Linked DNA regions of Mus musculus: regions 1, 2, 3 and 4 are each linked to region 5. A link is a loop called in an ENCODE intact Hi-C map of the cell type or tissue named here. Cell type or tissue: left cerebral cortex. All regions are shown on one strand.

What was found. Hi-C counts contacts between places; a loop is a spot of excess contacts. Peaks named below come from ENCODE experiments on the same cell type or tissue, not always from the same donor. Only the 100,000 strongest peaks of a DNase experiment are listed, where the experiment ranks them.
Region 1: a loop joins it to region 5, with 10 times the contacts of the local background. A loop is called at or near these places in 40 of 42 quality-filtered maps.
Region 2: it touches region 5 in a loop (2.7-fold over the local background); 15 of 42 quality-filtered maps call a loop at or near these places.
Region 3: a loop joins it to region 5, with 4 times the contacts of the local background. A loop is called at or near these places in 18 of 42 quality-filtered maps.
Region 4: it touches region 5 in a loop (3.0-fold over the local background); 3 of 42 quality-filtered maps call a loop at or near these places.

The regions. Positions count from the first base shown.
Region 1 is chr4:129,348,284-129,353,283 of GRCm38, forward strand. Zbtb8os (zinc finger and BTB domain containing 8 opposite strand) reads left to right here. Exons shown (of 7, transcript NM_025970.4): 7 at 1-1,588. Among named protein-coding and RNA genes, the nearest start is that of Zbtb8os, 15 kb to the left of the region's middle. In left cerebral cortex, a CTCF peak has its summit at 2,534 (motif pointing right); DNase peaks (open chromatin) are centred at 2,595 and 3,063.
Region 2 is chr4:129,127,342-129,132,341 of GRCm38, forward strand. No RefSeq gene overlaps it. Among named protein-coding and RNA genes, the nearest start is that of Fndc5, 7.2 kb to the right of the region's middle. In left cerebral cortex, a CTCF peak has its summit at 2,941 (motif pointing left); DNase peaks (open chromatin) are centred at 1,415, 1,850 and 2,963; H3K27ac peaks cover 371 bases.
Region 3 is chr4:129,207,267-129,212,266 of GRCm38, forward strand. Yars (tyrosyl-tRNA synthetase) reads left to right here. Exons shown (of 13, transcript NM_134151.5): 6 at 675-767; 7 at 2,386-2,521; 8 at 3,227-3,312. Among named protein-coding and RNA genes, the nearest start is that of Yars, 20 kb to the left of the region's middle. In left cerebral cortex, a CTCF peak has its summit at 2,365; no DNase peak of the experiment used is centred here.
Region 4 is chr4:129,274,066-129,279,065 of GRCm38, forward strand. It overlaps Gm12976 (a long non-coding RNA gene), which reads left to right. Exons shown (of 3, transcript XR_868184.3): 2 at 1,590-2,825. Among named protein-coding and RNA genes, the nearest start is that of Sync, 11 kb to the right of the region's middle. In left cerebral cortex, CTCF peaks have their summits at 1,582 (motif pointing right) and 2,626; DNase peaks (open chromatin) are centred at 1,691 and 2,579.
Region 5 is chr4:129,452,871-129,457,870 of GRCm38, forward strand. No RefSeq gene overlaps it. Among named protein-coding and RNA genes, the nearest start is that of Bsdc1, 6.3 kb to the right of the region's middle. In left cerebral cortex, a CTCF peak has its summit at 2,679 (motif pointing left); a DNase peak (open chromatin) is centred at 2,633; H3K27ac peaks cover 421 bases.

The sequences.
Region 1 (5,000 bases), 100 kb before region 5:
TCTTTTGTTTTTTTTTTTAATTTTATTTATTATTATAGTAAGTACACTGTAGCTATCTTCAGACACACCAGAAGAGGGAGTCAGATCTTGTTACAGATGGTTGTAAGCCACCATGTGGTTGCTGGGATTTGAACTCTGGACCTTCGGAAGAGCAGTCGGGTGCTCTTACCCACTGAGCCATCTCACCAGCCCTCTTTTGGTTTTTTTAAGATAAAGTTTCTCTGTATAACAGAGCCCTGACTCTCCTGGACTCAATTTGTAGACCAGGCTGGCCTTGAGCTCAAAGATCTACCTGCCTCTGCCTCCTGGGTGCTAGGATTAAAAACGTGTACCACCACACCCTCCTGAAATTTCATTTCTTTACTTTTTTGAGACAAGGTTCCACTGTGTAGACCAGGTTGGCCTTGAACTCAAAGTACCTGCCTCCTCCTTCTAAGTACTGGGATTAAAGGTCTGCCCCAACATGCTGCGGTTTTATTAATCCAGTCTATGCATCCAGTTAGAGAACAACCACCACCACCACCACCACCACCACCACCACCACCCAAAAAACCTGTTTTTAACCTATTTAGGGTTGAAGAGATGGCTTAGTGATTAGCAGCTCTTGCTGAGCAATCAGGGCGGGGGTTTGTATCCCAGCACCTATATAAGAAGCTGAGTGTCTGCATACCACTACCTCCAGCTCTGAGACAAGTGGAGATCTTGTCCTGGCTTACTCTGGTCCACGGGTGTCTTCCTGGCTGCTCTCTCATGGCAACCTCATGGTGAATCCTCCTGGTTCTTCCAGGTCTCTCTACACCTTTCTCTTGTCTCTTCCTCCCCTGCTTCCTCCCTCTGTCCCTCCTTTTCCCACACCCTCTCTTGACTCCCTCTCTCCTTGGTCTCCTCCTCTTTTAGTACCCCCAACTATGATCCAAAACCCTGCCCTATTTATTCTCTTCTCCTGCCCAGCTCTGTATTAGCCAATCAGAGGTGTTGGCAAACAGTTTTTACATAACATTAAGATAACCGTGCCATCATCCTGACTGCAAAGAGGGGTCTGGGGCTCATAGAAGTGAGCATCTGAAATACACAGTGCACACCCCCATCCCTAACGCCATCTCAGCCCTTAGACGGTCTTCTGTGACACTGAAATGACAGAATAGATAGATGCTCCATCGCATCCTTACTACAGCCCTTCCCCTCACGTTGTGGTTCATTACAACTTCATAACTTGTTACTTTGCTACTGTTACGAATTACAAGCGAATATTTTTGGAGATGGAGATTCGCCAAAGAGATCGAGATCCACAGGTTGAGAACAACTGCTCTAGCAGGTAAACTGGAGGGAGTTTTGTATAGACAACAAGAAAGCCTTGTTTGTAAAGAGGCGATTTCAACTGCTGGTGGCACTGTGACAGACTGCTGGTGTTCAGGCAGAAGGAACTCTGTAAAACACCATTTGGATTCCAGGCAAGCACCTCTTCATTCCCACAGGTATCCATCATTTTCCACAGACAGAGCTCCTGTCAGCCATTTTCCATTCATCCCTAGCTACAAATGAAGTTGTAATTGTAAGCTCACTGATTAAACGAGGAACTGAGGAAAAAGCACTTCGTAAAAAATACAGCATGACATAAATTTTGTTTCTGTGGTGGTGGTGGTGGTGGTGCCTGGCTGCCCTGGAACTCACTCTGTAGACCAGGCTGGCCTTGAACTCAGAGATCTGTCTGCCACTGTTCCCCAAGTTCTTAGAACTCAAGGCATGTGCCACCACTATCACCTCGCCTCATGACATAAATGTTACAAATTATTCCTTGTGTCTTGTTTTACACAGGATCTTACTGTGTAGCCTTGGCTAGGCTAAAACTCCATATGTATACCATGCTGGCCTCCAATTTACAGAGATCTTCCTGCCTCCCTTGAGTGCTGAGATTAAAAGGCATGAGTCTGGGGCTGGAGAGAGAATTGAGCACTGGTTGAGCCAGGCTCATGTCTTTAATCCCAGCGCTGGGAGGAGAGGCAGCCTGGTCTTCTGAGCAAGTTCCAGGATAGCCAAGGGTGTTACACCGAGAAACCTTGTCTCAAAAAACAAAGTGAAAACAACAACAAAACAACCAAGCACTTGATCTTGTAGAGGAGATCTGGTACAATTCCTAACACCCACCGGGTGGCTAACAACTGAAACTCCATTTCTGGGAGATCAACTGCAGTCCTCTACAGGCATGGCACACATATAGCAGTCATAAGTGCAGGCAAAGCACAAACATAAAATAAAAAATAAATCTTTAAGAGGGAAAAAGGTATGGACCACCACACAAGGTTAGGAATTATTCTTAAAAGCTGACAAGTCCCCTGCACACACGTGTGCTTTAATCCCAGCACTCCAGAGGCAGGCAGAACTTGAGTTTAGGGTAGGTCAGCCTGGCCTACATACTGTTCCAGGCCAGTGGTGCATGGTCCAGCCTCAAATTCAAAACGCAACCTTTTTCAATATTTTTATTTTGTATGGTTGTTTCTATGTGAATGAGTGTTTTGCCTGCATGTAAGTGTGCCATGCAGTACCAGTAGAGGCCACAAGAGGGCACAGGGTCCCCTAGACCCTGTGTAGCAGATGGTTGTTAGTGGCCTTGTCAGGGCTGGGCTCTGACCCAGTGTTAGCAACTGCTGAGCTATTTCTTCAGTTCCACCTCCAGGTTATTTCTTTTTAATTTTAGGGCTTTTGTTTGTTGGGCTTTCTGAGACAAGGTTTCTCCATGTAATCTCAGCCAGGCTGGCTTCAAACTCATCTGGGTGCTTCTGCCTCCCAAGTGCTGGGATTATGGTACACATCACCACACACCCGACTCCAGTTTACTTTTAAAGAGGAAAAGGGTTATATTGAAGGATCTTCATCTTCACCCGCTGACATGGCTCTTAGCAGTGTGTTTCCTGGCTACTTTTGTTATGTATGCGAGTAGTGTATGTACATGGTTGTGTGGGTGTATGGAGGCTGGGACAGTTTGCCCAGTCTTCCTCACCAACTCAGCCCTGTCGGCTCTAGGGGAGCTGGAAGCACCGCATTTTAGCTTGGCTGAATAGCCCAGACAGCTTCCAGCTCCATATGTATTCACCCTCCCACACACACTTGGCTTTGTTATGGGTTCTAGGAATTCAGACTCAGGGTTTCAAGCTTACAGAGCAAGCACTCTGCGCCATAGTTTGTGTATACACCCGTGTGTAGAAGCTCACACATGCACATCTGCATGGCGCTCAATGCTAGCTTCTCGTTCTCTCCCTCAGTTCTTGAGACAGGGTTTCTTCACTGAACCCGGGACTTACTTCTAGGGATCTGCTCATTTCCACACCCCAAGGAGCACTGGGTACATATGGAGCAGCCATGTCTGAATCCTTACATGGGTTCTGAGGACCAAAATTTGGGCCTTCTACCTGCATGGCAAGCACTGGCTTCCTCCTGAGTCATCTCTGCACCGTCACCTTGACCTTGACCTAATTGCACTGTCCCACCAATCAAGATGAGCTCATGAACATGAATTTTAAAAGAATTATCCAGTCTATGTATATGAGTACACTGTCTTCAGACACACCAGAAGAGGGCATCTGATCTCATTGCAGATGGTTGTGAGCCACCATGTGATTGCTGGGAATTGAACCCAGGACCTCTGGAAGAGCAGTCACTGCTCTTAACCACTGAGCATGTCTCCAGCCCCTACATAATTTTTTTAAAAAATATAATTTAAGAAAGATTTGTTTGTATAGGCATGGGTTTTTTGGTTTTGTTTTGTTTTTTTTTCCATTCATATGTCTGTGTACCACATACATGCAATGCCCAGAGACAAGATGAACTCGAGTCACCAACCTGGCTCCTCTGAAAGACTAGGCAGTGCTCTTAACTGCTGAGCGATCTTTCCAGCCACTTTCCAAGAATAGTATTAATTCTATGACAATTCAACTATGGCCAGGTGGTGGTGGTGCACATCTTTAATCCCAGCATGCAGGAGGCAGAGGCGGAGGCAGGAGGATCTCTGAGTTTGAGGACAGTCTAGTCTACAGAGCGAGTTCCAGAATAGCCAGGGCCACACAGGAAAAACCTGCCTCAAAAGAAGAAACAAAGCAAAACTGAGCTATGAGCTGATTCAGGCCTATTACCTCTCAGTCATAATCCTAAACCACTCAAAATAGTGGAATTGTGTTATAAGTTATTTCAGACTTACAAAAAAATGTTTGTTTTCTTTCAAGACAGGGTTTCTCTGGAGGCTGCCCTGGAACTCACTCTGTTGACCAGGCAGCCTCCAAACTCAGAGCCCTGCCTGCTTCCACCTCATAAATTTAAAGGTTATGGGTATGATATACATAATGTGATACATGTTTTGCCTACACTTCAGAGCCTGGTGCCTGTGGAGACCAGAGTAGGTATTTGATCCCATAGATACAGAGTTTGTGGAGTTACAGGAGGTTGTGAGTGCAAGGACTCAAATATTTCGTCCTTTAAAGAGTAGACAGTGAGTACTCTTACTGCTGGGGGCCTCTCTGACTCACAGACCTGAGGCTAGGTCCTGCAGATGGATGGCCAGGCTCCTGAATGCAGTCTTATAACCGTGTGCCTCAGCAGCCTGGCTGGCCATGCACTGGCGGGCAATGGCCGACCTGTTTTTATCTCGTGGAGATTCTAACTCAGAACTCCACCCAGCTTGCTAGGTTCCCACTGGCAGTTGCTACCACGCCAGCACCGTGCTTCAAATCCCCCCACAGTCTTTGTGGTGTACCTCAGGCAGACCCGGCACTTTACCACTGTACCTTTCTTGAACCCAGGCGAGCCACTACGTGAAGGAAAACACAACACAAACTCAGTTCAGAAACAATGGTAACTCAATCTCTGAGTGCAACAACTAAAACCTAATCTTGTGAGCCTTATTAAAAACTGATTCCTCTAGTGAATCCTTGCGGATCCGCCATGAAACAGGAAAACTCTAGCAGCTACATCTTACCCCTCGGCTGTCCCATTCCAAACGGGACCTAACT
Region 2 (5,000 bases), 330 kb before region 5:
GGAAATCCCAGCAGGCTTGTGCAGCAAGCAATTTACCTACCAAGTTGTCTGATTAGCCAGAGTCATGATCCTGCAGATGTCATGGTTTGTGCTGTAACTGCAGCACTCGAGCGGAAGAGGCGGGAGAAGCAGGAGCTCAAAATTCTCCTTGGCTGTGTAGTAAGTTCGAGCCTAAGCTGAACCATGTGAGACCTTGACTCAAATAACAGTTAAGATAGTGACTGGGGAGAGGGAGGGACAGTTCAGTAAAGGAATGCTTGACTAGTAAGCATGAGATCCTAGGTTCAAACTCCAGTATGGTGTGTGTGTGTGTGTGTGTGTGTGTATGTGTGTATATGTGTGTATATGTGTGTATATGTGTGTGTGTGTGTGTGTATGTATATGTGTGTGTATGTGTGTGTGTATATGTGTGTGTATGTGTATATGTATATGTGTGTGTATGTGTGTGTGTAAACATCCATCAAGCTTTTTTTTGTTTTTTTTTTTTTTTGTTTTTTGTTTTTGTTTTTCGAGACAGGGTTTCTCTGTGTAGCCCTGGCTGTCCCAGAACTCACTCTGTAGACCAGGCTGGCCTCGAACTCAGAAATCCGCCTGCCTCTGCCTCCCGAGTGCTGGGATTAAAGGCGTGCGCCATCATGCCCGGCTCTTCTTTTTCTTTAAAAGTCAAGATTTTGAAGAGAAAATGTCTCCTGAACTACATTCTGCCTCCCACCCAGCAGCCCTGCCTTGGGGCCTGGCTAAAGCCGGGTGCTGTCTCCAGAAAGGATGGCTCTAATGTGACCGTCTTCCTGGCCAACTCCCCATTTAAAATCCCCAACTGCCTCTATGGCTGACTCTGTGGAGAGAGCAGACACAGGCTCACCACTGAGCAGCTGCGCCTCCCAGGGCCTCGGCTCTCTGAGGAATATTCCCTTTCTATAGCCATGAGGCCCCTGCAAGACACTGGAGCGTGTGTGTGTAAGAGAGAGAGAACAAGAGAGAGAGAGAGAAGGGGCTGCTGGGTGACAGAAGTGTCACCATTGGCCTAGGAATGACCACAAAGGCGAGAAGATGGTGTCTCAGACAGGGGAGGGTGCACACTCCTCTTCTGGACTTGTTTCTGCAGCTACCTGCTAAGTTCTCCCATTTTATAAAAGTGGAAACTGAGGCACAAACAGGTCAAGTTCTCAGCCTGAGCCTTGCTTGAAGTCAGAGTAAGATCCAAGATGAGCCCTAGTTAGTTCTGCCTCTGGGAGCCAGTGAGCCAGATTACCTTAAAGGAATGAGGGTCCCCCAGGGGTTCCAGAGGTACCCAGAGCCCCAGACCCCTGACTCAGGAATCTCCCAAGCTGTGTCTCTTCCTGGGAAAACCCAGCCAGATCTCAATTCTAGCACCTCGAGTTCTCTGGAGGCAGGCCTGGGATTGCCTCCTTGTTTCCATAGTAACAGGGAACAGAGAGCCTCCTGCAGCAGTGTGGGGATACCACAGACACCAGTACCTGCAGGTCCACACGTGCCCCGGGAAGCCTTGGGATGGGACAGCCTCTCGCTAAGTCCATACTCTCACATGCCTTTGCACCGCATGCATCTCCAGGGCTGCGAATGCACACTCCACCAGAAATACACAGATACTCTTACACATGCAAATACGTGCACCGGTGACCCAGACCTTGGCTCTCCCATCCACAGATGGGACCAGATGATCATCCTGCAGGATGTGACCCACTCCCACAACCACCCAGTCCACCCCAGTGCAGAAAAGGGTTGGGGAAGGAGAAGATTCCATTTACAGCACCCACTGCCACACAGTTAACTGATCACGTGTTGGGGATTGCATGTGGCATCTCCTTCAGTTCTCACAACACCACGGGATAAGAACCAGATAAGGAAACAGACTCCACGAGGCAGGGTAATTTGCCTGTGGTCACACAGTGAGGGTGGATTGTATCACGGTTTAAGCGTAGGACTGTTGGGCTGCAAGCATCTGAATTCTTTCCCTCATCAGAAGACACCCCCCACCAATGTCAGAGCCAGGAGCACTAAACACACACACACACACACACACACACACACACACACACACACACGGGTTGGGGGGGGGGGTGCTTCCCAATCCAAACAGCAGGAATAATGAGCTTTTTTGTTCCCAGTCAACTCTGGCTTGTGTGGTGTTTGGCTGTCCCCGGAATGAAGGCGTGTGGGAGGCCAGGTTATCCTAGGGGCTCTCCTTCCGTGGAGTTCTGCCGAGTCAGCTGAAAGGAATTGAAACTGCAAGCAAGCACAAGACCTGTGAAGCCACCGGGGTCACCAGGCAGTTCCCAGTTACTGTTCGTTCCCTCGTTAGGAAATTCAAGATGATGCCTGAATCCCTGCCTTTATCTTAATAACTACCACATGGTGGTTACAAATAGAAGGCATCTTCAGGTGACATAACTGGGGCTAGGGTGTGGCTCCGTGGCAGAGCACCTGATGGTGTTAAGAGCTTGGGTTCAATTCCCAGCCATACAAATAACAACAGCAAGCTTGCAAGAGGTGGGGCATCTGCCTGTAACCTCGGCACTTATAAGGTAGGGGCAGGAGGATCTGGAATTCAAAGCCAGCTACATACAAGCCTGTCTCAAAATATCGATAAATAATGATAACAAAATGATGACCCGTGTGCCCCAAGGGCCACTACTACTAACACTTGGATAGCTTCCACACCACCTTTAACTCACACCGAATCCTCACAAAACTGCCTGAGGCAGACATTATGGAAGGGGCCCTCTGATAGACGAGAAAACTGAGGCTTGATGACTTATTCACAAGGCCCTTCCTGGTGCTAGTGGCTGAGCCTTTAATGGGTTCCCTGAGAACTGCCATTCTGGGTGGTGGTCGCCAGCTTCATCTGGGTCTCTAGGGTCTTCCTGTTTTTAGAAAAAGTGTGGATTCACTATGGCCGGAGTGGGCGCCCTCTGCTGGTCATATTCTGGCTCTGCAGGGCCATCTTCCAGGGGGTGGGGGAAGCCCTCAGAATAGGCCATGTGAGAGGTGGGGGTTTTCTGGAGCCTCGGATCTTCACTCTGTGTGGCGCTACTTGGTCCGTGAAAACAGTTGAGGTGAACTAGACAGGCTCAGCTGAGGAGTGAGCCGAAGTGTACTGTGCTCCCCAGCCCTGTTGGGAACAAGGCCTTATCCCTGAACCTCCACTCCAGTTCTGCAGGACCCCTTATGAGAGGACCTCGGGTCCACACTCTTGGGATATCCGGATGACTGTGGGGTGTGGCTGAGAAACTGTATCCAGAGGTAACGCTAGAGTTGAGGTTTGAGGCACAGAGCCCTGGGCTCAGATTGAGGTTGAGGCTTTGTGAGCCCTGGGCAAGATGGCCTATGTTCCAGTCCCAGAGCACTGTGAAATGGCAGGAATGAAGATCTGAGGAGATCGGAGGATTCCTTCACCTAATTACAAGCCTCCTCCTTCTCCTCCTCTGCCTCCTCCCCTCCCCCCACCCCCGCCCCCGGCTTCCTCTCTTCCTCCCTCCTCTTCACCCCGACTGTCAGATCCCATTCTGTGGCGTAGGTACTTATTACCATCCTCCTCTAAAAGACCACAGCAGTGGCTCAAAGAGGTGGAGTTACCGGCCCAGCATCACCCAACCAGGTGGGCTGGGACAGCGGAGCCCCGCCCAGCTTCCTGTCCTTCCTCCCCACCCCTCTCCTCACGTCTCCTTTGAGTTCTACACACTGGCTCCTCCTACAAAAATAAAAAAGTCTCAGCTGCTTCTTTTGTCCCTGTTAGTTCGGCCACCTCTCGGATCCAAGGTGGTCATTTCTGGCTCTGCTACCGCACCAGCCTCCTTGGCTCTTCACAGGTCACCTGGTCCCGACCCTGTTTTCTGCGGTCCCGCCTGCCGGCCCTGTGAGCCTTTTAAAATACAACGTGAGTCTTTTAACCTGTAAATCCATCACACCACAGCTGGACTTTGCGAGGCTTCCTGTAGCTAGTGAGCCAGTGAAACCTTTCTCCCACACTCTGCCCCACCTCCCGCTGCCCCCATTTCCTCTCACTTTGCAAGTAAGGCTCCTTTCGATCCTTCTGGCTTCTTTTCGTCTCCTGAATAGGCCAAGCACACCGCTGTCCCAGGACCTTTGCACTAGCTGTCCCCACTGCTGGGACGCTACTGTGGTTTGATATACCCGCCTCCCTCCAGTCTTTGCTCTCAGCTTAGATGCCACCCTTAAACCACGTTAGCTAAACTTACCTTCTCAGCCACCTTAACCATATCATCTCAGCCCCTGTCAGCCTCGGAAGATACACGGATGTATGAGTTTGACATTGAGTCTCATGAACCCAGGCTGGCCTCTAACTCATTATGTACCCAAGGATGACCTTAACTCCCAAACCTTGTGCCTCTACCTCCCTAGTGCTGACATCATAGGAGTTGACAATCACATCCAATTTATATAGTGCTGAGGATTGAGGCCAAGGTCTCTTGGGTGCTGGGCAGACACTCTACCAACTGAGCCACACGTGTAGCCCAGCCTTGGAAGATGTATGTATGTGTGTGCCTCTGTATGTGTGTGTGTGTTTGTGTATACCTCTGTGTGTGAATATGTGTATATGTGTGCCTTGTGTATATGTGTGTGTATGGGTGTGCCTGTGTGCCTCTGTGTGTGTACTTGTGTGTGTGTGTGTACACGTGTGTGTGTGTGTGTGTGTGTACACGTGTGTGTGTGTGTGTGTGTGTGTGTGGCATGTATAGATAGATGTTTTGTTTGCCTGTATGTCTGTGCACCACGCGCTTGTCTTGTGCCTGAGGACGCTGGAGAGGGCATCGGATCTGTATCTCCCAGAACTGGAGTTACAGATGTTTGTGAGCTGCTAAGAGGTTGCTGGGAACGGAATCCGGGTCCCCTGAAAGAGCAGTCAGTGCTTTTAACGCCTGTGCCGTCTGCCCTGCCTCTCTCAGAGGTATCTAGTCATTGGTGCTCACTTAGCGTGTCTCCCTGAAACGTGAGGCCCATGGAGAGCTGGCCTTGTT
Region 3 (5,000 bases), 250 kb before region 5:
GTCAGGGCGAAACACTGTCTCAAAACAAATACAGTGGGAAAGCAATTGAAAAACGACATCCAATGTCAGTCCCTGGCCTCGTACTCACCCGGGCACGTGCACCCTCATATAAGCATGCGCATGCATGCACATGCACACACACTATATTGAAATAGTTTTCAGATTTATTTAATGAAGTGTGTACAGTGTCTCTTGGGTAGGGTGACACCATTTAGGTTTTTTGGGGGGAAAAAGAGTTAAAGTGGGTTGCTACTATATAACCGTAGATGGCTAGAACTTCCTATCAAGTTCAGTTTGCCTTATAATTATAGATTCTCCTGCCTCTGCCTACACCTTCCCAGTGCTGGGATTAAAGGCAGATGTCACCATACCTGGCATAGCAGGTTGGCTTTTCTGACACAGGACTTCTTGTAGCCTAGGTTAGCCTCTAATTTGCTGTGTAACCAAGGATGCCCTTGAGCATCTAATTGCTTCTACCTCCCAAAAACTGGGGTTACAGACCCCGTGCCCAGGTATGAGGTCCTAGGGGTCAAGCCCAGCACTTTGAACATGCTAGGCAAGCGCCTGCCAGCTGAGCTATGTTTCCAGCCCTTTAGCTTTATCTTTGAGACAGCGTCTCACCCCTGGCTAGCTTATATTTAGTGCTTTATTTTTTATTGTGTTTTTCATTCTAGTATCTTCCTGCACTTGGCTACTCAAAACGGGTCCACCTGATGAATCCCATGGTCCCTGGGTTAACTGGGAGCAAAATGAGCTCGTCAGAAGAGGTAAATTGCTAACCATTTCTTTACACTTTTCATTTATTTATTTTGTGTGTGTCTGTATGTGTGTATGCGTGCATGCCTGTGTGCCTGCATCTATAAGTTCTTTTCCCAGTGAGGCACTTCACCAGGCCAAAGATGGTGCTGCTCCCTTCCCATTCATTTGGTCTTGGGCATTGAACTGGAGGCCTCTCCCGTGTGAGGCAAGCATACATCCACAGCTGCATCCTCAGACATTGACCTGTGTGTATGTGTGGATCCACACCTGCGGTGGCCCATGTGTCTAGGTCAAAGGACTACTTAGGGAAGCTGGTTCTCTGCCATGAGGGGACCAGGGATTGAACTCAAGGCATCAGGCACTTGGACCCACTGAGCCATCTTGCTGGCCCCTCCACACACACAACTGTTTCTTGAATCTAGAAGACGCCAGCAAAAGATGGATTGAAGACTGCAAAGAACAGTAACCTAGCCAGCTGGAGAGTCCAAATGGCTGTGCTGTAAGGATGACCTTATGTCACTCAGCACATCAGCAGCCAGGCAGCAGCCATCTTGTCACCGGTGCTGCTGCTGACCAGAACGAGCGCATTTCTTTCTTCCTGGGGCTGTGATAAAGTTCGGCCCTACTGTGCTGGGCTTGGTGATACTGTACTCTCAGCACTCTGGAGACTGGGGCAGGGATATGGACACTATAAGTCAGCCTTGGTGGCACCTTTACCTGCTTAGCCATCTCACCAGTCCTGGCTTCAAACTGTTAATGAGTGTTGTGCCACCTCACATAACTAAAATCTTTATTTAAAAATTTTGTGTTCGGGATTTAGCTCAGTGGTAGAGCGCTTACCTAGCAAGCGCAAGGCCCTGGGTTCGGTCCTCAACTCTGGGGAAAAATAAATAAATAAATTTTGTTTTGCTGAGCAGTGGTAGCACACACTACACACTTGGGGGGTAGAGCAGATCTCTGAGTTTAGGCCAGCCTGGTCTACAGAGTGAGTTCCAGGACAGCCAGGGCTGCACAGAGAAACCCTGTCTCAAACAAACAAACAAATAAACACCATTTTAAGAATTTATATGAAACTAAAGAGATAGTTCAGTGGTTAGGAGCACACATTCTTGTAGAGGACCCAGGTTCAGTTCCCAGCACCGACAACAGGTGGCTCAAGACCACTTGCCATTCCAGTTTCAGGGGAGCCACCATCTTCTGGTCCTATAGTCCCCTGCATACATGTGTACACATACATACACTCAGGATGGGTGGGTGGGTGGGTGGGTAGGTAGGACATACACATAGTTTAGTTGGTAGTGTGCTCACCCAGCATGCATGAAGCCCTGGGATTAACTCAGCACTGCATGAAGCAGGCCTAACAGTACCTACCTGCATGTCTAACACTGGAGAGGTAAAGACGGGAAGATCAGTTCACGAACATCCGTAGCAGGTTTGACATCAATCTGGGTTACGTGCAGTCCTAGCTCAAAAGAAGAGAAAAGGTGTATAATCCATCAAGGAAAAAATGGATAGATTAGACTTCATTAAAGTAAACTTTTAAAAATTATATACTGTGTGTGTTAATATTAGTTGAGTGTGTTCTCATTTTCTACCACAAGAGGTCTCTTCCCTCCTGACTTCTAGGAGTCCAAAATCGACCTCCTTGATCGGAAGGAGGACGTGAAGAAAAAGCTGAAGAAGGCCTTCTGTGAGCCCGGCAATGTGGAGAACAACGGGGTTCTGTCCTTCATCAAGCATGTCCTCTTTCCCCTCAAGTCTGGTAAGAGTCTCCCCCCACGTGGTGCTTAGGGGCGGGGCTCAAAGATCCAGGTCCTGCTGTGACTGTACTTAAAATTGTCATAGGTTCTTCCTGCAGGGACTGGCTGCCCTGGTTTCATATACAAAATGTGTGCTGTGAGACTGGGCTGTCCCTTAGTTGTGTTCACTACCAGGTGGAGTTTTAGAGGGTTGTCAGGCTGAAGAGGTGAATCCAAAATGAGACTAGAGGCAGACGTGTCAAACTAGAATACAAAAGAGTTCTAAGCAATGATTTTTTTTTTTTTTTTTTTTTTTTTTTTTTTGGCTTTTCGAGACAGGGTTTCTCTGTATAGCCCTGGCTGTCCTGGAACTCACTTTGTAGACCAGGCTGGCCTCGAACTCAGAAATCTGCCTGCCTCTGCCTCCCAAGTGCTGGGATTAAAGGCGTGCGCCACCACGCCCAGCTCCTAAGCAATGATTTTTGATGGATACACAGTGTGGCTGCTTATCTATTAGAGAACAAAAACACTCAGCTGAGAGGCCATGTTTAACATGCATCAGCCTAGGGCTAGTCCTAGCACCAAGAAATAAAAAGTCAAACGCCAGGGCTGGTGAGGTGACTCACCTGGTAAAAGTAAAAGGCATTAAATACCACACACACACACTTCTGCATTGGGTTGAGGAGTTACAACAGGCAGTTCCTGACTTGTTTGTTGCTATGTTGTAGAGTTTGTGATCCTGAGAGATGAGAAGTGGGGTGGAAACAAGACCTACACCGTTTACCTAGAGCTGGAGAAGGACTTCGCTGCTGAGGTAATGCTAGAGAAAGATGAAGACCTCTGGAGTCCGGTAGCTCTCTCCCTCTCGGCTGCCAGCCTGTGTGAACATACAGCTCTGTCTTGGTAGCCACGGAGGCTGTGTTTTGTTAATGACTTAGATGCAGAATCGAGTACTTTATTAAGTAGATGGGCGAAGAGCACACAGCTAAGTTACTGATCCGCAGTCCTCTCCAAGGGGCGATGCAATAAAGAGTGCTTCTCCGTGGCCACGCTCAGGATAGACTCACACCCAGACATGTTCATACACATAATATTTTAAAAGAAGTCTTTGAAAACAGAAGTAGTCACGTTTAGCCAGAATGTCAGTATATATTCTGTCTTGGGGTATAAGAAGAGCTGGGCTCTCTTCTCATGGCTCCAGAGGGCTAATGCAAGACAGGATTGGGGAAGAGGAGGAGAGAGACAGCTCAGTTGTTAAGAGCACTTACTGCTCTTGCAGAGAACTGGGGTTCAGTTACCAGTACCCACATTAGGCAGCTTACACTGCCTGGGACACCACCTCAAGAGACTCCAATGCCATCTTCTTGCCTTCCAAAGGCAGTAGTGTACATGTACCAGGCACACAAATATACATGTAACTTTTAAAAATTGAAAAAGATTTATATACATATATTGGATCTTTAATAAAAGGTCTTTATGTATCCCTGGCTGCCCTGGAACTCACAGAGATCTGCCTGTGTCTACCTCCTCAGTGCTGGGATTAAAAGTGGGCACACCGACCGGGAGTGGTGGCGCACGCCTTTAACCCCAGCACTCGGGAGGCAGAGGCAGGCGGATTTCTGAGTTCGAGGCCAGCCTGGTCTACAAAGTGAGTTCCAGGACAGCAAGGGCTCCACAGAGAAACTCTGCCTCGAAAAAACAAAACAAAACAAAACAAAACAGAAGGTGGGCACCACCATGAACCACCTAAGAGAAACTTTCTAATAATCTCAGTAGTTGGTGAAGGCAGCCTGACTCCCTTGACTTTGCCATCCTTTCCCTTAGAGCTCAGGGTCAGCAGCTGGAGAGCCAGCTTGGAGACAATACTGGATGTAAGTCGGTTTGAGCAGCAGCTGGAGGAGACTAATCCCTGAGGTCTGGCATGTGGCCCATTAGGGAATGTGTCAGAAACATGGCTCTGAAATCCTTCTCTGCTGTCTGAAGCAGGCCACCGTAGCACACCCCTGGAAGCAGTTCTTTGTGGGAATGCTGAGCAGAATCAGAAGGACGCTTCTGGAAAACTCTGCAGTCGCCTTTTCCCATAGCACTTGCCATAGTAGAATTTCAGTCGAGTGTGTTCAGTATTTTTGATCTTCACTCTCTGAGACAGAAGTCACTCCCTAGTGACAAGTGGCTGTGGAGCACTTATGGCATGGATACTGCAACCAATAAACTAAATCTTAATTCACATCTGCAGAGTTGTAGGCCTAAAGCTTTTGTCCAAAATTAACTAGTCCCCAGGAAGTGAAGGAGTAGCATCAGAAACAGAAATGTCATTAATGTCACAGCGATCCTATCTAAGGCCTTCCAGGCTAGATTTAGGTCCAAAACAGTAACTGAAGGACACACAGTAAAATAGGAGTTTCTGAATCCCTGGTTGAATTACTATCCCTTATCCAAAATCCATAAAAAAAAACTGGGGGGGGGGTGGGGGGGGGGCAGATGCAGTGCACGCCTTTAATC
Region 4 (5,000 bases), 180 kb before region 5:
ACGGCCCACATCACCAGCACCCAAGCTTCAAAGGCATACATCGCAGCAGTTGCAGGCAAAAATGCTCATTCCTGGGACGTGCGTGGACTGCTCCAGGCACTGGAGTAACCTAGGAGGATGCCTTGAAGCCTTTAATAGAAGACACACATGCCCTCAAGGCCATGACTGTGTAATCAGAGGGAGTTTATATTCAGCAAGAAACCTGGAGTCAGTCAAGTCATGGTGGAGTGAGCTCGTAATCCCAGCACTCGAGAGCTACAACAGGGGGATGAGGAGTTCAGGGCCATTCTGGCCGACATAATGAGACCCAATTTGTCTCTGAGAGAGACACTGTGGAGGGGCTGGACTGGCGGTTCGGGTGGTTAAGAGCACTGATTGCTGTCCCAAAGAACCAGGATTTCATTCCTAGCACCCACATGCTGTCTCACAATCACTTATAACTCTAGACCCAAGGGATTCTACAGACTCTGAGGGCGATAGATATGCAGGTATACATGCTTACATACTCATATATAAATACATACACGCTGGGCATGGTGGCTCACGCCTTTAATCCCAGCACTTGGGAGGCAGAGGCAGGCCGATTTTTGAGTTCAAAGCCAGCCTGGTCTACACAGTGAGTTCCAGGACAGCCAGGGCTACACAGAGAAACCCTGTCTTGAAAAACCAAAATAAATACATACATACATACATACATACACACACACACACATATGCAGGCAAAGGCACTCATACATACAAAATAATTTAAAATTTTTTCAAAAGTAAGAAAACAAACAAAACACATAGGGTTGATGAATAAAGGTATTTCTGCCAAGACTGACGATCTGAGTTCGAGCCCCAGATCCAACACAACAGGAGAAAATCAGCTCCCACCAGAGCACATGAATAAATTTAGGAGGCTCAGGCTGGAGAGATGGCTCAGTGGTTGACTGCTCTTCTGAAGGTCCTGAGTTCAAATCCCAGCAACTACATGGTGGCTCACAACCACTCATAATGAGATCTGATGCCTTCTTCCGGGGTGTCTGAAGACAGCTACAGTGTACTTACATATAATAAATAAATTGGCCAGGCATGGTGGCACATGCCTTTAATCCCAGCACTTGGGAGGCAGAGGCAGGAGGATTTCTGAGTTTGAGGCCAGCCTGGTCTACAAAGTGAGTTCCAGAATAGCCAGGGCTACACAGAGAAACCCTGTCTCGAAAAACCAAAAAAAAAAAAAAAAAAAAAATCTTAAAAAAAAATTTAGGAGGCTCATGACTAATACAGACACTTGGGAGGCATAGGCAGGATGACCTTGGTGAATCTGAGGGCAGCCTGGTCTACACAGAGTTCCAGGCTAGCCAGGGGTACACAGTGAGACTTTGTCTCACAAAATAAAAAAACTACAAAAACAAAGCCAGCTGTAATGGCACACACCTTTAATCCTAGTACTCAGGAGGCAGAGGCAGTCTGATCTCTGTGAGTTTGAGGCCAGCCTGGTTTGAATAGTGAGTTCTAGGATAGCCAGAGCTGCATAGTGAAAGACTGTCTCAAAAAACCATATTTTTTTGTTTTGTTTTTTGTTTTTTTTTACAACAAAAATCTAGAGGAAGTGGATGGACTCCAGCAGGAGGCAGAGCTTCAAGTGAGGAGAATGTGGGAGTGGAAGAGGGACGAAGAAACGTACAGATCATATGTGCACTGGGAACAGAGGCACCGCCGCGGCGTCTAGAGCAGCCTACGGGACTGTCAGAAGGGACACTCCAAGAAGGACAGAAGAAACTGCTGAGTTGGGGGTCTGCCTATGGTGGCCTGCCGATGTCTGTTTTAGAACTAAGCAGCTGGGTGGGAGTCCCACAGAGTCTGAGAGAAGGTCCCTGTCACCCTCACCAGGAAACGAGATTTAACTTCAGCTTTCCACTCGGGGTCCAGGTAAGAACCGCAAAGACTGCCGGGCTGTTCTCTAGGGATCCCTGTATCCCTCCTAAGCTATAGGATTGCATTCTCCATGTTAAAGCCCAGGAAATACAGTCCCAAGAGTCCAGAGACACAGGAGGGTGAGGAGGCTGGCTTTATACTCCAGTCTCCTGAGTCTAATGCCTGGCTCTTTCCCTGGCGTCCACACCCATGGCTTTCCAGTGTTCCTTTCAAACGGGTGGAGCTATTGCTATTGTGTGTTTACTTATTTATTTATTGTGGTACTGGGGATTGGACATAGGATCTCATGTATACAGAGCTACATAGCCCTCATTAATTTCTAATCATTCGTGTGTATGTGTGTGTGTGTGTGTGTGTGTGTGTGTGTGTGTGTGTGTGTGTGTGTGTTAACACAACGTCCTATGTAACCCAAGCTGGCTTCTATCTAGCTCAGCTATGGAACTAAGGATGACCTCGAACAAGTCATCTTCCTGCCTCAACCGAATGCTGGAATTGGACGCACACTATACAGCCTCTTGCATGTTAGATAAGCACTCTGCCCACTGAGTGATATCCCAGGCCTCTTTATTACTAATTACTGCTTTGATGACCAGGCTCCTCCCTCCAGGCTATTTGCACAGTCGGTTCAGAAAAGACAAGTCCGGTGCGCCCCCGCGCGGTCACTAAAGGAAACACACGTCCTGCTGTGGCAGGCGCCTGAGTGGGAAAGGTGAGGTCTGTGTGGCGTCCCCTGTAGGCTGCGCTAGACATCGCAGGCGAGTTAATCTGTGGACGCCGCGGGTGACTCGCTCACTCACCTGGTGCCTTGTTAGACAATCAGCTGAATCATGGTACACAACAGTGGGAGCAAGGAGGACAAAGGAAAGGCAGGGAATAACATCGTCTCTTGTAAACTACGAAAAGAGGTCAGTATCCCCTCTCCCCCTTTATTTCTGAGATTTTGATTGTTTGGTTTGGTTTTTTTGAGACAGGGTTTCTCTGTGTAGCCTTGGCTGTCCTGGAACTCTCTCTGTAGACCAGGCCTTCAACTCACAGAGATCTGCCTGCCTCTACCTCTCAGGCACTGAGGCTAAAGCCGTGCACCACCCAGCTGTTTTTCCATTTAACATACACATCTAACATAGAAGCAAAACCTGAGCCAGGAATGGTGGCACACGCCTTTAATCTCAGCACTCAGGAGGCAGAGGCAGGCAGATTTCTGAGTTCGAGGCCAGCCTGGTCTACAAAGTGAGTTCCAAGGACAAAAAAGAAAGAAAAAAGGAAGCAAAACCTGACCTCGAGGGAGATTAAGTGATCTATCAAGAGAGTTGTCTGGTTGGTTGCTTTGTTTGTTTGTTTTTGTTTTTGTTTTTTTTTCGAGACAGGTTTCTCTGTATCGCCCTGGCTGTCCTGGAACTCACACTGTAGACCAGGTGGCCTCGAACTCAGAAATCTGCCTGCCTCTGCCTCCCAAGTGCTGGGATCAAAGGCTTACGCCACCACCACCCAGCTCAAGAGAGTTGTCTGTAATCTGTACAGAAATCTGCCTGTGGCCATGATACAGTTCCTGGGGAGTATGCTTGAGAGAGTCGAGTCTGTGGTTCCCGCCACCCTGACCATAAGCCTCCCGGGGTCCAGGATAATGACACCTAAGTAGAAGACAGGGGTGGGGGAGGAGGTATCGGATGCTAGGTGCTATCAATCCTGCAAGTGTGACTCTTTTTTGTTTTCTTTTGTTGTTGTTGTTTTTGGTTTTGGTTTATTTTTCGAGTGTTTTTCTTTTCTTTTTTTCTTTTCTTTTTTTTCTTTCTTTCTTTTTTTTTTTTTTTTTGTTTGTTTTTTTTTGGTTTTTCGAGACAGGGTTTCTCTGTAGAGCCCTGGCTGTCCTGGAACTCACTTTGTAGACCAGGCTGGCCTCGAACTCAGAAATCTGCCTGCCTCTGCCTCCCGAGTGCTGGGATTAAAGGCGTGCGCCACCACACCCGGCTGTGTTTTCTTTTTCTAATAATTAATTTGTTTTTATTTTATGCGCATTGGTGTTTCATCTGCATGTATATCTGTGTGAGGGTGTCAGGTTCCCTGGAACTGGAGTTGCAGTGGTGAGCTACCATGTGGGTGCTGGGAATTGAACCTGGGACCTCTGGAAGAGCAAGCAAGCAGTGCTCTTAACCATTGAGCCATCTCTCCAGCCTCCAAACTTATTTTCTTATGGACAAAGGGACTTCGGCAGGCTTCACCGGTCAGGAGAGTTCTGAGGATTCGCTGTAATGATGCAGGTAAAGTGTCTACTTTGCATCCGGCATGGAGTATTGCTTAATTGTTTATCTGCATGCTGTGCACTGCTGGGGCTTGAACCCACACATGCTGGGTAAGCGCTCTGCCTGTTAGGCAAAGGCTGTGCACAGACTTACTCCTCCAGCTCCAACCACTGTTTTATTGAAAAGCTGCAGGCTAGGGATGCAACTATGAACTAATATAAGTACTGTTCTTGGTACCTGTAATGCCTGCACTTAGACGACTGAAGCAGGGGATCTCAAGTTCAAGGACAGCATGAGTTACTTAATAGGACTAGAAACATTTTAAAGTATCTATCTAACTATCTATCATCTATCTATCTATCATCTATCTATCTATCTATCTATCTATCTATCTATCTATCTATCTATCTACACAGGGATCCTCTGTGTAACCCTGGCTATGCTGGACTTCCCTCTGTAGACCAGGCTGGCTTTGAACTCACAGAGATATGCCTGCTCCTGCCTCTAGAGTACAGGGATTATTAAAGGCAGGCACCGACACTGTCCAGCTATAAAAATATGGGTTTTGTTTGTTTGTTTGCTTGAAAGATTTGTTTATTTTATGTGAGTATATTGTCACTGTCTTCAGATAAACCAGAAGAGGGCATCAGATGGTGAGCCACCATGTGGATGCTGGGAATTGAACTCAGAATCTGTGGAAGAGCAATAAGTGCTATTAACCACCTGAGCCATCTCACCAGCCCCAAAAATATGTTTTTAAAAAAGAAAAATTAGAGAATGTGCTTAGCATCTAAGAAGACTGGGTTCCATTTTCAGCTTGAAAGAAAAAAAAGAAAGAAAGAT
Region 5 (5,000 bases):
CTTATTCCCTGACCTCTACCCCTCAGGAGCAGATAAACCTCTGTCTTGGTCTTGGGGGGGTTGGGCTGATACAGTTTCACCGCCTGCACCTGAAGATCCTTTCCCGGTGTATTTACATATTTTAAATAATTTTCCTCTCCTCCTTCTCCCTCTCCGACACTAACGTCTCTAGGCTGTTTGTTCCAGAACTTGAATTCACCCTTTAGAGAATAGATTATTGTCAGGTTATTGTCAAAAGATTGTGAGGACTTGGTGGAGAAATGCCAAGGCCTTAGAGGGTTTTGTTGCCATCACAAAGCACCCAACAGAAGCATACCAAGGGAGTGAAAATTTATTTTGGTTCATGGTTTTATATGAGGCAAAGGCATGGTGGTGTTTCTGGTGTCAAGAATGTGCAGTAAAGCTGGGTGGTGGTGGCACACGCCTTTAATCCCAGCACTTGGGAGGCAGAGGCAGGCAGATTTCTGAGTTCAAGGCCAGCCTGGTCTACAAAGTGAGTTCCAGGATAGCCAGGGATACACAGAGAAACCCTGTCTTGAAAACAAACAGACAAACAAAAAGATTGCGCGGTAAGCTCTGAGCATGGTGCCATATGCCTTTAATACCAGTACTGTGGCCAGCCTGATCTACAAAGCTAGTTCCAGCACGGCCTGGGCTACGTAAAGAAATCCTGTCTCAAACAAACTCCAAAGTTTCCTCTAATCATTTGTTGTGTGATGCTATTCACAAGGAGACATGAACAAAAACCTATTCATCTCAGATGTGTGACGAATGACAGATGAAAATACCACAACTCCATCTTGGGGACCCAATAAATTGTAATGGGTTTACCAACAGGATATGGGTAAGGGGTTACTTACAGGAGCAGGAATGACTCCAAGACAACCTTACCACCAAAGCCCACCCCAACATGGGTGCCAGGTCATAAAAGCTGGAAACCTGGAGTGCACTACACAGCCTAGCAGCATCTTAATAGGATGGAGCATGTCTTTCCCAGCTACCTTGGCAGCCGTGAGAGTCTCTCAACAGTTCCTACTGCTTATTTATATGTTTGGGGCTCCGTTTCAGGGACTTCCTGAAGTCTTCTGAGTTGTTTACTTCCTGAGCTAACCAAGTTTCCTTACAGGTCAGAGCATCTTACCTCCCTTTAGAATATCTGTTGTTTCATGACCCATTTAACATTCTGTGACTTAAGGAGCTTCTCTTCATTGTGTTGGAACCCCTGCTCACAATCCCCCCACACCCCACCTTGTCATCCCTTGCTTCCTTGTTTCCTGAAACCTACCCAAGAATGCCTGCCCAGGGGCTCAGCTTTTGACCATATATGGGTACAATCCCAGCTCCTAGCTGACACATTATCACCTGATGCCTAAGATCTATAAAACCCCCTTGCCTTAATCAAGTTGTGTAATTTCCTTGGGAATATTGCTTAGGACCAGTGAACCCACCTGGAAGAAACCTGTCTAATAAACCTGCTTTTATTCATTTTAATCTGGCCTAATCTGGCTCATATTGCTTTAGTGGAAAACATGTTACTCTCCAAAATAGAAGTTTTTAATTTTTTTAATTTACTTATTTTATGTGTAAAATAGTGTTTTGCTTTCATGTTTGTATGTGTATATATAACAGGTGGGTGTATGGTGCTCACAGAGGCCAGCAGAGTGCATCAGATGACAAAACCAGAGTTACCGATGCTTATAAGCTGTCCTGTGAACTAAGCCTGAGTCCTCTGCAAGAGCAGGAAGTACTCAGAACCACTGAACCATCTCTTCAGCCCCAAAAGGTAGAAGACTTTAACTTCAGAGGAAACTACTACACAACAGATCTAGACAAACTCTTAACTCTTTTGTTTTTGTTTTGTTTTGTTGGTTTTTCGAGACAGGGTTTCTCTGTGTAGCCCTGGCTGTCCTGGAATTCACTTTGTAAACCAGGCTGGCCTCGAATTCAGAAATCTGCCTGCCTCTGCCTCCCAAGTGCTGGGATTAAAGATGTGTGCCACCACGCCCGGCTTCTTTAACATGGTTTAAACTAAACCTGCCATCCTAGAAGGAATCCATTATTTAATTACATATGACATTGTTCAATAACAAATTCCCCAAATTAAAAAAAAAACAAAAAACAAAAAACTACATTTCTTTAGTCATAGTTTGTGTGTGCAAGTGCATATATGTCCATGTACAGGCACGGCATGTGTGCACTTTCATGACACATATGTGCTGGTCAGAGGAAGGCTTGTAGAAGTCGGTGCTTCTTTCACTCGCGTGTCCTGGGGATTACATCAGCTTGTAATACTTGTCAGTTCCTGCTGCCCATAGAGCCATCTTGCCAGCCCAAAGTCTGAAACGTCAACAGGCAGCCCTGGAAGCTAAACAAGGACCACTCTGTTAGCTTCCTCTGTTACCTGGACCAGCTAGATTACACAATTTATATAATCCTTCCTGCTAACTCTGTACTGGTGTCTCCAGTGAAAACAGTGTGGGTTTAATGCCATTGAAGCTTCCAGAAGGTCTGGGAGGTAGGCTTGAGTCACCTCCCAGGATCATCCAAGGCCAGACAACCTTCTATTGAGAATAATGAGGTCTCTCCAAGCTAGGCTCTGGACATCTTCCCAAGACCACTCCCTGAGAGGAGCCTTGAAGAGGTATCCTATGAATGATCCCATACCGCCATCTAGTGGTTCATGTGTGTATGTGCTTCTTAGGAGCAGAGCCAGAATCGTTACAGCGGCTTTCTAACCCGTGTCCAGCATTGTGTTAGGCTCCAAGGACACGCTCCAAGGAGGATAACTGACACACGCAGTCCTTACAACAACCGAGATTTGGATCACATCCAAGTCGCATTTTTGTTTTGTTTTGTTTTGTTGTCTTGAGACAGGGTTTCTCTGTGTGGCCCTGGCAGTCCTAGAATTCACTCTGCAGACCAGAGCTGCCCTAGAACTCAGAGATCTGCCTGCTTCTGCCTCCCAAGTGCTGGAATTAAGGGTGTGGGCCACCATCGCCAAATGGATCACGTTTCAAGGACGAAGACACCAAAGTCTGGAAAGGCCACATTGCTAGAAAGGGGGTGTACTAGGATTTGAGTCCAAATCCACTGGATGCTGGGGGTGATGTCAGCGAAGAGGAGTCGTCCAGGGTCAAGACTTGGGAAAGGACAAATGTAAATAATAAATCCAGTTTTTCTGCTCCAGCCCCTGCTCCCGGAAAAACGACTCTGAGACTGTTTGTTAATAAATGCCTTGGCCATAAGCCTCGACTTTTTCTCTGATTTATTATTATCCCTTTTATTCTAACCCAGGTTCAGCCTCATGGCTGGTTTCCTCTGTGTTCCTGGGGCAGATCTTCCCTTTTTTTTAACCTGAATTCCGCTCGCTGCTGGTTAGTGACCTCTCCTCAGTCCTGGCCCATTTCTTCCTCAACATCTGGCTGCAGAATCCTTCCAATCCCTCTGACTATTTCCCAGAATTCTCTCTGTCCCTGCCTGTGTCCCGCCGCTTAGTTGCTGCTTCTGCTCTTTGCCCATAAGCCTTTTTGATTGACAGGTGTTGCTTAGAAGAGATTCTCTCGACTGACAAATGAGAAAGACCAGAGCATGTTGAGTTTCTCTGTCTAATGAGATTGAAGACTTTGTCAGCAAGCACTGTGCCAGTTGTGAGCAAAAGGGATTATACTGAAGTGTAGGAAGTAGTTGTTGCCTCTGTATAGCTTATCTCGGTGGGAGGGTGGGACAAGAAGGCATAACATGTGAGAGGGGTAGAAATTTGATTTTTTGTTTGTTTGTTTGTTTTTCGAGACAGGGTTTCTCTGTGTAGCCCTGGCTGTCCTGGAACTCACTCTGTAGAGCAGGCTGGCCTCGACCTCAGAAATCCTCCTGCCTCTGCCTCCCAAGTGCTGGGATTAAAGACCTGCGCCACCATAGCCTGGTTAGAAATTTGATTTTTAAAGTTTATTTTACTTTACATAAGAGTTTTTGCCTATATGCATATATGTACAGTACATGTGTACCTGTTGGCTTCCTTGGAACTGGGTGTAACAGGGCCCCAGACATTAGTAGGCCCTAAGACCCTAGCACAGCTGACTCCATGATGGAAGTGCCATTCAGGCTGTTAGACAGGTCGCCTGCTAAAACAAAAACAAAGGCCTAATCCATCAAAGCCCTTAGCTCTGGGAAATCTTCTAATGGACCAACCTTGTGGTTTTGGCTTCTATAGTTTAGCTTCTGGCTAACTGTTCTTGTTAACTGAAGGATGTCAACCCAGGGTGCTGTCTTTATGTTTAAAAGCTCACCCTGAGAAATGCTTGGGGCAACCCTGGGATCCTGAACTGTGTAATTATTGGCTGGGTAATAAAGACTTTCTATCAGCTTAAACCTATGTTGGAACAGTCTTCTCTTGCTGAACAGCCCACAACACAGGCTTGTGGATGGTTCTGAGCCATCATTTGGGTGCTGGAAATCAAATCCAGGTCCTTTGTCAGAGCAATAAGTGACCTTAACCACTAAACCATTTCTCCAGACCCAGAAACTTGATTTTAATTTTAATGGACAACTTCAAGCTCATATGAGAGTTCTAGCCTTTCCTAGTTTTATGGCCTTGGGAAGAGATTGGTGTCTCTAAATATTAAACATCTTAGTTTATTCTTAGATTTCTTGTTTAATAAGTTACCCTGTGGGCTGGTGAGATGGCTCAGCGGGTAAGAGCACCAACTGTTCTTCCACAGGTCCTGAGTTCAAATTCCAGCAACCACATGGTGGCTCACAACCACCCATAATGAGATCTGACGCCCTCTTCTGGTGCATCTGAAGACAGCTACAGTGTACTTATTTATAATAATAAATAAATAAAAATGAAAAAAAAAGTTACCCTGCTGTGAACACATCATTATTACATGGGCAAACAAAACAAAACAAGCCACCTTTTCAAAACGGTGTGTCTCATTATGTTTCTGCCTGGCCTGGAACTTGCTGTGGAGACCAGACTGACTTCAGACTCGGAGATCTGTCTG